Linked DNA regions of Homo sapiens: region 1 is linked to region 2. Evidence: chromatin contacts called from ENCODE Hi-C or POLR2A ChIA-PET data. All regions are on one chromosome and are shown on one strand. The core of a region is the stretch at or near the end of the contact, and the rest is flanking DNA. Distances in the headings are between cores, read along the strand shown.

Region 1 (4,608 bases), core at 1,185-3,684, 900 kb before region 2:
AAACCCCGTCTCTACTAAAAATACAAAAATTAGCTGGGCATGGTGGCGGGTGCCTGTAATCCCAGCTACTCCGGAGGCTGAGGCAAGAGAATTGCTTAAACCCGGGAGGCAGAGGTTGCAGTGAGCTGAGATCACACCACTGCACTCCAGCCAGGATGACAGAGCAAGACTCTGTCTCAGGGTGAAAAAACAAGTATACAGCTGAAAGCCCAACGCACCTTTCAAACCTCCAGTGACTCCTAAGTTCAAAACGATACACTGTACTTATGAGATATTAGCTGGCTTTCTATTTAAGACCTACAAGCTTTGACTAATTTGGGGTTGGTGACTTTTCCCCCAAAGAAATTCTTATAAAGAGATATTGCTTGGGGATTATGTAGGTTCCCAAAAGGATATTTGCCTAAGGACCCTCCCAACTCAGTCATACGGCCATTTAGTGGTGCAGCCAGAACAAAATGCTTCCTTGGATTTCAGAGCTTGGGCTGTGGCGTCATTTTGACATGGATCCAACCCCAGCTCCACTGACCCACTGAGGGAATCTGAGCAGACTACTCATCATCTCTACGCCTCCCTTTCCTCCTAGGGTTGTTTCAGGATTAAATGATATAATGCTTGTAAAGGCATAGCACGGGCCTGGCATAGTGCTGAAGGTGAACTATTCTTACAGTCTAGTGACCTTCCTGTGACTCAGGAATAGCACCGCCTAGCGAACTCACTTTTGGAGTAGCCTTTCTTTTTTCCAGCTTTGTTGTGATATAACAGACATACAATAAACTACACACATTTAAGTGTACAATTTGATGAGTTTTGACATAGGTACACACCTGTGAAAATCATCACTATCAGAATAATGAACAGATCCATCACCCCAAAAAGTTTCCTTTGCCCTTTTGCAATCCATCCCTCCCTTCTCCTTGTCCCCCAGCAAACACGGATCTGCTCTCTGTCACTATCGATTAGCTTGCATTTTCTAAACTTTTTATAAATGGAAGCATACCATATGATTCATTTTTTGTCGGGCTTCTTTTACTCAGCATGATTATTTTGAAATCCATCCATCTTTGGATGAATCTCAACTTGGTTTCTGTTTTTTTTTTTTCTTTCTGCGCATGGTGGATAAAGTATTTCCAAATGAGAGATGCAGGCCAGTGGGGTGCTTCTCCAAAGTCCCGGCTGGGGTTTCTAGTGTATTATTGCAGCTGCCTGGGGGTTCTAACACTTGTCTTTTGAGCACTCTGATGCTCCCTGTGTCCCAGTATGTGCAAGTGTAGCTGGTTCAAAAGCCACAGGACTTACCAGGGTGCACACCAGACTCTTGGACGCAACTTTTTCACATTGCGTGTGCCTAGACTTCATCCCCAGGGCTTCAAAGGTCTGAAGTGTGGCCTGGTTGTGAAACTCTGTTTTGAAGTAATGCCACTAATTTCCAAAACTCACCTGGGCAGTGAACACATAAGCAAAAGGAAGGGAGTTCAGGCTGGGCGTGGTGGCTCATGCCTATAATCCCAGCACTTTGGGAGGCCAAAGTGGGCAGATCACTTGAGGTCAGGAGTCCAAGACCAGCCTGGCCAACACAGAGAAACCCCGTCTCTACTAAAAATACAAAAATTAGCCAGGCGTGGTGGTGGGTGCCTGTAATCCCTGCTACTTGGGAGGCTGAGGCAGGAGAACTGCTTGAACCAGGGAGGCAGAGGTTGCAGTAAGCTGAGATTGTGCCACTGCACTCCAGCCTGGGTAACAGAGTGAGACCCTCTCTCAAAAAAAAAAAAAAAAAAAAGGGAGTTGAGGTAGCACCTGATGGTAGGAATCACATTCCATAGAAGATCTGCTATGGGCTGCTCTGTGCACCTGAAAGACCTTGTAAGACATCTGTGGGCCAAGGTGAGTGTGGTACCCACAGTTTTAACAACCACATGTGAAAATAAGTCTGCTCCCTGGGTTTATTTCAGTATTTAAGCACACGTGACCAGAGGGCCACTGCGTGTTGTGTGCATCCGGAAATAAACAGGGTGGTACCATCACCTGCCTGCCCATGCAGTTCCAGAAAACCACACTCAAGAGGACACGGAAATCAATATTGAAAATGAGACACTCAAGTTACCACAAAGAGCTATTTTTGCTTATTCCAAATTGCTCTGTTTCTTTAAGCAGCTATTTGCAGTCAGCCTCTTCTCTGGCTATGTATAGGAATGGCTCAGGCAATCTAAAAAAGAAAGAGGAAAAAGAAAAGAAATCCGCAAATAGGTTCACACCCCAGGGATAAATCTGGGGCATTTGCAAACGTGGTACAAGTCAGTTATTTTCCCAAATACCCAGCCTCTCCAAATTCTACCCACGGGTTGGGAACCATCAAGAAATAAATACCCAGGTACATTAGCGGGTCACTTTCTAGTAAGTGCTCAGAATTTAAAAATAGAGATTTGAAAGGAAATGTCTCCTTTGCCTCTAGTAGGGGGCAGCTCTCTGCTCTGTCTTTTGCTCTGCTATTCTGAGACCACGTTCTGGTGGCAGGTGAGGGGAAGCTCAGGTCTATTTTTAAAACCTTCTGCTTCTCTGACTGTTGCCAGGGAGAACTTGGACAAAAGAGCAGTGCAGAGAAGGGAGGGAAGATCACCGTGAACACTGGTCCAGTGAGTCACTCAGCAATTGTGTGCTGGTTCTACCACCCCCAAAGACATCGGATCTCCCCCCTCAGCTCTATCTCCTTTGCTGCCACCTTGTCTGGGTCACTGTTATTTTTCACCTTGGCCAAGTGGACTTCCTGTTCTTACCCCTGGCTCTTCCAGTCTGTCCTCCACCCTGGAACCAGAGAGAGCTTTTTAAAAGTGCAAATTGGACTGAATCACAGCTCGCATTAATATAAATGCATAATAAAAAGTCTGGAAGCTGTTAATAGTGAGTGTCTCTGGGGCAGGGGCGAAGGGAGACTAGAATGTTTTTACTATGCCTGCTTCTGTGCGGTTTGAATTTTATACCAGCAGCTTGTATTTCTTTCATAATTTTAAAAGAATCTCAAACGTTTAATTTGGTCCCTGCACTCTAGGAGTTCTTAATCTTGCATTTGAGTCCCCAACACTAAAAAGTCTATGAATTATGCTTGTTCATTATGGCCTTAAGGAGCAGAAGCTGCCATCACCGAGTGGAAGTGATGAAAGTGAGTATTAAGAAAGAGTGTGCTGATAAGCAGAGCTGCCTGAAGGTGGGCTGGTGAGCCAGCACAGGCAGTGTGCCAGGGCCAGGGCAGATGTCCCAGCTGAGGCTGGTGCCCTTTGCTGCAAAGTGGTCACTTGCCCTTGGGGTCCCTGCAGTTCTGTGACTCCATGGGATGCCCTGGCAGATACTTTTTTTAGCCTGACAGCTTTCTTTCATTTCTACCTCTAGTTTCTTTTTTTTTTAATTGTTATTTTTATAGATTCGGGGACTACAAGTGTAGTTTCGTGATGTTGATATATTGAGTGGTGGTGGAGTCTGGGCTTGTAGTGTAACCATTACCTGAATAGTGTACACTGTACCTATTAGGTAATTTCTCATCCTTCATTCCCCTCCCACCATCCCACCCTTCTGAGTCCCCAGTGTCTTTCTACTAGGTCCATGTGTACACATTCCTTAGCCCACTTATAAGTGAGAACATGCAGCCATCTGCAATTTCTTTTTTTTAAGTGAGAACATGTAGCCACCTGCAATTTCTTTTCTTTTTTTTCTTTTTTTTTTTTTTGAGACAGAGTCTCACTCTGTCACCAGGCTGGAATGCAGTGGCATAATCTTGGCTCACTGTAACCTCTGCCTCCCAAGTTCAAGGGATTCTCTCGCCTCAGCCTCCTGAATAAGCTGGGATTACAGGTGCCCGCCACCACGCCCGACTAATTTTTGTATTTTTTAGTAGAGACGAGGTTTCACCATGTTGGCCAAGATGGTCTCCATCTCTTGACCTCGTGATATGCCCGCCTTGGCCTCCCAAGATACTGGGATTACAGGCGTGAGCCACCGCGCCTGGCCAGCCACCTGCAATTTCCATCAGACAAATACAGTCCTGCAAGTCATAACTTAATCTTGTAGTTTCCTGTGCCCTGAAGGTATGCACAGCAGTTCTTCTACAAGAAAAAAGAACACACAAGATCTATATGGAGTCAAATTGGATACTAGAGTTGGAAGGAGGAGACTCCAGGAACCTCCTTCCTGCCAGGGAGGAACCATCAGCACAAGCATTCCCAGCTAACCTTCCCCCTGCAGCTTCAACTATGGAAGCCACTTCACTTGTAAGTCAAGTCCCATGGGTGCCTGCCCGTGCCTGCCTCCCCCGCCTGCATTCTGGTCCCTCCACTCACTCCCTCGGGCGCAGTGACGCCTCTGGATGCAGCTCATTGTTTGGCTTCTGGAAGAGAAGTCATACACCTGTCCAAAGGGATGACATATCTTTCCAGCTGTCATTATTCTTATTGTGGAATAAATAGAGATATTAGTTTGATTGGACAAGCACTTTATGGAGTCTACCTTGTTCCCTGTAGTCTCTCAGACATTTACAAATCGGTTGAACCATGTTTTTATTTTCTCCACCACCTCAAGGCCATACCATTTCTCTTTTTAATATACAGACTATGCCTTGCACAG
Region 2 (4,933 bases), core at 1,509-4,008:
TTTCCTTTTTCACTATATTGTAAAAACTGCATTGTTTCCCAAATCCCCGGACGGAGAGATCCCCAGGGTAAACCCTCGCCTTTCCAAGAACACTTCTCCACTCCCGCACCACCACCACCACCACCACACACACACACAGTAAAGGCAAAGTCTCTTTGGCCCCTGAAATAATTCCGCCTGATCTCAGGAAAGGTAACATCCTCCTCCCCACCCCACCCCCGAGTTAGGCTCCATCTTTCTTCTTTCCCACTTGGGGCCGTTTGGAACCGCTAGGGAAAATGAAGCTTGCCGAAATGTGGAACCTGCGCGTTATGGGATACTAAATGAGCACAAAACAATAGCATTTGCATCTATTTAAGGTCAGGATTTCCATCAATAGGTTTTTTAAAAGCCAAAGGCTGCTGCTTTGGGAAGGAGTAGAAAAGGAGCAATGCAGATACTGATAATGCAGAGGGGATCAGCTGTTGAGTTCCGGGTCTGTAAATTATTTTTTAACGCTTTACTGTTTCAGATTCTGAAAACCCAAATCCACATGGTGACGTTAAAGAGCATCATAAAGGAGGTGGATACGAGAAAGAAAAAACAGACTCTGCTTTTGGAGAGTTTTTTGAGAAGAGACGTGGCTACCCCAGGGTCTTGTAACCAGAATGGTCGTTTGGCAGAAGTCTCCGGGACCGCACTCCAGGACAGGCACAGTCAGGGCGTCGCGTGGGCCTACTGTGGCAAAGGAGACGTCCGCGCGAATCCGGTCCTGGGGAAAGGGCAGTTCCAACAACCTTTCATCCAGAAGCCTGCACAGCCAATGCGAATGCGCCCCGCCAGGACTTCTTCCCCGAAAATCTGCCTTCCAGACTCTTTTCTGAGGCAGGAAAGCATTAGGCGAACAGGCAGATTTTTTAAAAAAAGAAAGAAAGCTGGTGGGGGAAAGGGGGTCTGCGCAGCTGAAGGAGTTCAATGAAAGTGGGACAAGCGTTGCGGAAAACTCCGTTGCACCCTACATTCGGACGAGCTCATAGACGCGCTCTGCTGCACGAAAGAGCTTTCGAAGAGGAAGCTGGGCCGCGCGGAGCTGGCTGTTCCGCCCTCGCGGCAACCGCACCAACAGGAACCGAAACGGCCTCGGCAAGGGCAGCTACAGCCTCTCAGTCCTCCGGCTACCTTTCCTCCACGTGGAAGGAGCGCTCCACGTGGCGCCTCCCGCTACCTGCCGCGTCCGCAGACCCGACCCGGGCCAGGGGGACAACCCCAAGAGCTGAGAGGCGGGCGCACCTCAAGAAGCAAAACTCGAATTTCGCAAGGAGTGAAAAATACGAAGGACGCACAACGGACCTGGCCTCGGGGCAAAGTGGGACTGAGAGCGCTGAGGGCTCTTCGAGGGGAACCCACAGCTGAGGCTCCAACTTGTAGGGAATTTTTAAAAACTCAACACTTGGATTCGACATTGCAGAGGATTTATTTCTTATTTTACACTGCAACTCTGTCCCTGATGGGAAGGGATCGCAGTTGCCTAACTGCCAAACTGCAACAACCCGGGAAGAGTGTGAGCCCAATTAGATTACAAGCCCTAGAGCAAAGGGGATCACAAACCTCCGGGTTTGCTAATCTGCTGGTGCGGAGTTCAGATCTCCGAAGCCTCCCTGGAGTATTTCTAGGACTCTTACCGCTTCCCTTATAACGCTGTGACCCCAGCGAGGATTTTTTTTTTCCTTTAAAGAAAAGCTAAACTGTGCAGTTACCGCAGGAGATTTAAGGAGGAGGAACTGGCGGGGGGAGGGGGGCATTCCGTCTATAAAAAGCGCCTTACAAAGTCCTGAAGTCTGGAAATGACAGCGGAGGATATAAAATAAAAAATTTTAACTCCGATCCAACTTGCCCACCACTCAAGCCTCTGCTTAAATTCGTTTTCTGAGAGTGGGAGAGAACTGACGAAACGATCTTTCCGTGGAAAATTCCAGTTTCGTGCAATCCCGCTTGAACACTCACACACACACACTCTCCTGTCTCACATACACACACACACACACACACACACACATACCCATTCCTTTCAGCTCTTTGTTGTTTGAGACCTTTTCTTCGCTTTTGTAACTGCTCTGAACCTCTTGTTTCTTTTTCAGAAGTAGACGGGAAGGCTAATTGTGGATATATGTAAGCACAACATTTTTTCAGTCATAACTGATAAGTTTCTGAAATGCCTTCTGCATTGCAAACATGTGCATCTTAATAGAAAACATTGCTTTTCTCAATCACTAGTTACAGCCTCACAGCACACAATCCAGGAGAAGGAAAACCTCTTTTCTTCTCTTTGAGAGATCTGCTTGGCTTATTTTCTTCTTTCCCCTTTGGAATGGGGGATAGGAAGGGCTTGAGGGGGTGTTACTAAAAAATTTTAAATGATCCATCGAAACCCCTGCCTTACCTTAGGAAATCGAGCCAGCCATCATGAATGATGGACGGATCCAGCTGCAGAGAGAGGAAGTTCTCATTGACTGTCCTGACTGGGTTCTTGGTGCTCACATCAAGTAGAATCAGGGTCTTTTCCTTCAAACCTGCAGCTCTGTCTACAGGCAAGGGTCTCCTGTCTCCAGCCTGGGAGGAAAGGGAGAGATGGAGCAACAGAGCCAAGTAGAGAGCCCCCGGGGCTAGGCACGCGGGGGGGCGGGAGTTGCTGGAGGGCATGGCTTCAGGGAAGGCACAAAGCACCCTCATTCAATCCCTCTGATTTAAACCTCTCTTCCTACTGGGTCTCGCTAGTGACTAATTGTCCTTATCTAAAGTGTGTGTCTGTCCGCCTTTTTCCCCCCTTTTTTTCCCTTCCTCCCACCACCCCCCCAACACACACACACTCTCTCTCTCTCCCGCTCTCTCTCTCTCTCGCTCGCTCGCTCGCTCGTTTTGTTTTTTTCTTTTTTTTTTTTAATTTTTTTTAATTTTTTTTTTCAGTGTTTTGGTGCTGGTGGAGCGAACTCACGCCCCTAGCCAGCCTTCCCCGTGACTCTTGCCAAGAGAACTCGTACACCGGCACCGCCCCTTTAAGAGATTTCTACTGCAGACATTTTTTAACTTTTTAAAGGTAAGGGGAGGGGAGCAGGCGGGAAGGAGGAGAAAAGGGTGGCGTTGTACCCTCCTAATTTAACCCTCTAGGGTCAGGAAGCAGAGGGAGGAATCCAAACCATGCCGTTGTACCGTCTGGGTACAGAGCAAAGGGTCTCGTTTTTACGTCCTTCCCTGAGAGGCTCTGGAGGGCGGTTCAAGCTCCGACTCCGACCCGAAAGCCCCAGCGCCAACCCGGGACGCGCTGGGATAGAGTTCCCACCGACAGCACGCTTGTTTCTCCTGACAGCGTCAGGCACTTCGTCCGCTCAGGGCCCTTTTCTGGTTGAAGCAGCAATACCAAGGGCGGTTAAGTTGCAGAGGGGTCTTGAGGCGGTGATTCCTGTCAAAGCATAGAGCCCTGAAGGACATTCCCCGAAGAGGAGCCCTGATCTCTGTGACGCGTTGGATAGCCACACCGAAGCATCCTCTGACCTCCATAGGGCAAAGAGTAGCAAGAAGGAAAAACATAGTGACCTGGTCAAGCAGCTTTTCCGATCCGAGGGCCAAAAGGGACATGCGCCCTCGCTCTGCTCTGCTCTTCCCGCAACCGAGGAATAAGCGTCTTGGGAGCGTCAATACATGCTGGCTTTGGCCAAGTCGAAGCTACCTGAGCTGTGCTTGGATAGTCAGGGCGGCTCTGCGTCCAACTGTGCCACTTCTTGGCCACTCTATTCTGCTGCACAGGTAGAGTCCCCCCTCCAGACCCTCCTGGAGGTCAATCCTATACTTAGCCCTCCTGCAGGGAAGTGCGCCTTTACAGTGCCAGATGGGACCATAGTGACACTTTCGGGTTTCCATCTCGGCCCCCAGTCAAAACCAGAGTCACATAGCCCTGGATGGGGAATAACAGCCGGAAGCCGCTGTGATGCACGACCCGCCGCTGCTCATTGAGCTTCCACCCCACAACAGCTTGCAAATTGAACTCTAGGTCCTATCCTGAAGCGCGGGAAAGGGATCAGGCACAGTTTGCTGCAGTCACATTGCTGGGCCCCACTTTCGGCTTCTTTCTGAGACAAAATGGGACTTCTACTTGGCAGATGAAGGGAACTACTTTATGTAGTGCGGGCAGTCAGAAACGCAGAAGCGTCCAGGGCCCTCCTTGGTATCAAACAAGCAAAACCCTAAAATGCAGAGCAAGGGTTTTCCCCAGAAGTGGATGGACAAGGGTTAGTCTTAAAGCCCAGCAAACGCTGTAATAGCAACCTGTATCCTCTTACCTCCACCCAGACCAGGATTAACAAATCTGAAAACAGCTGGAATAGATGACCTTCAACTGAAGTTCCCTGAAAAGCCTCTACCAACCTAAGCACCCAGGAAATCGAGATTATGTTGCATTCATCTGTGAAGCGCCATGACGACCTTCTAGAAATAGGACTGCATAAGATGAGGATATGGGAGAAAGCAAATGCAAGTCATATTATTTAAAGATGATTTTTTTAAATCAAGCTGTTACATAGTGAAGTATTGGATGTTGGCTCCAGCCCTAAGGCCTGTTTCCTTCAGTTCCTGAACATTTCTAAGACATCTAGATCCTTTAAACTGTGTGTGTGTGTCTGTGTATGGGTGTGTGGTGTGACATAAATTTCAGTCGAAATTCTTGTAATTTTTAAGTATGTATTGAGCACCTCTTAGAGATGGCAACAGCCTGGCGGGCAAACACTTTTGCCTTTGTGTTCCCAGACTGGAGCACTTAGTAGGCACTCAATAAATTCTGTGAAGTAAATTAATGGTAAATCCAATCATGCTCAACACACTGAAATAATATGCCCCTCTCCAGAACAATGTGAAAAATAAATACTTTTATTTGTCATAGTAAATTATGTTTTGGGTCTCTGTT

What was found. A loop is a pair of places that touch in the nucleus more often than their neighbours do. ChIA-PET counts read pairs that join two places held with the same protein, here RNA polymerase II (POLR2A). Pooled maps may share reads with other maps.
Region 1: a map with no recorded cell type shows a loop between it and region 2 (7-fold over the local background). The contact joins the enhancer-like site here to the promoter of HPSE2 in region 2. A Hi-C loop is called at or near these places in 2 of 37 single-sample maps with no recorded cell type and 1 of 50 pooled maps. POLR2A ChIA-PET finds 5 or more read pairs at or near these places in 1 of 52 experiments (BJ).

Annotation. Positions count from the first base shown.
Region 1 is chr10:98,337,942-98,342,549 of GRCh38, forward strand. No RefSeq gene overlaps it. Among named protein-coding and RNA genes, the nearest start is that of MIR1287, 55 kb to the right of the region's middle. RefSeq lists an enhancer at 2,633-2,762. Within about 2 kb of position 2,435, at least 7 of the 41 ENCODE cell types and tissues checked have a DNase peak (open chromatin) inside an H3K27ac peak, as active enhancers do.
Region 2 is chr10:99,233,094-99,238,026 of GRCh38, forward strand. It overlaps HPSE2 (heparanase 2 (inactive)), which reads right to left and starts at 2,759. Exons shown (of 12, transcript NM_021828.5): 1 at 2,420-2,759. The coding sequence starts at 2,709. RefSeq lists a silencer at 1,069-1,188 and enhancers at 3,336-3,836, 3,837-4,337.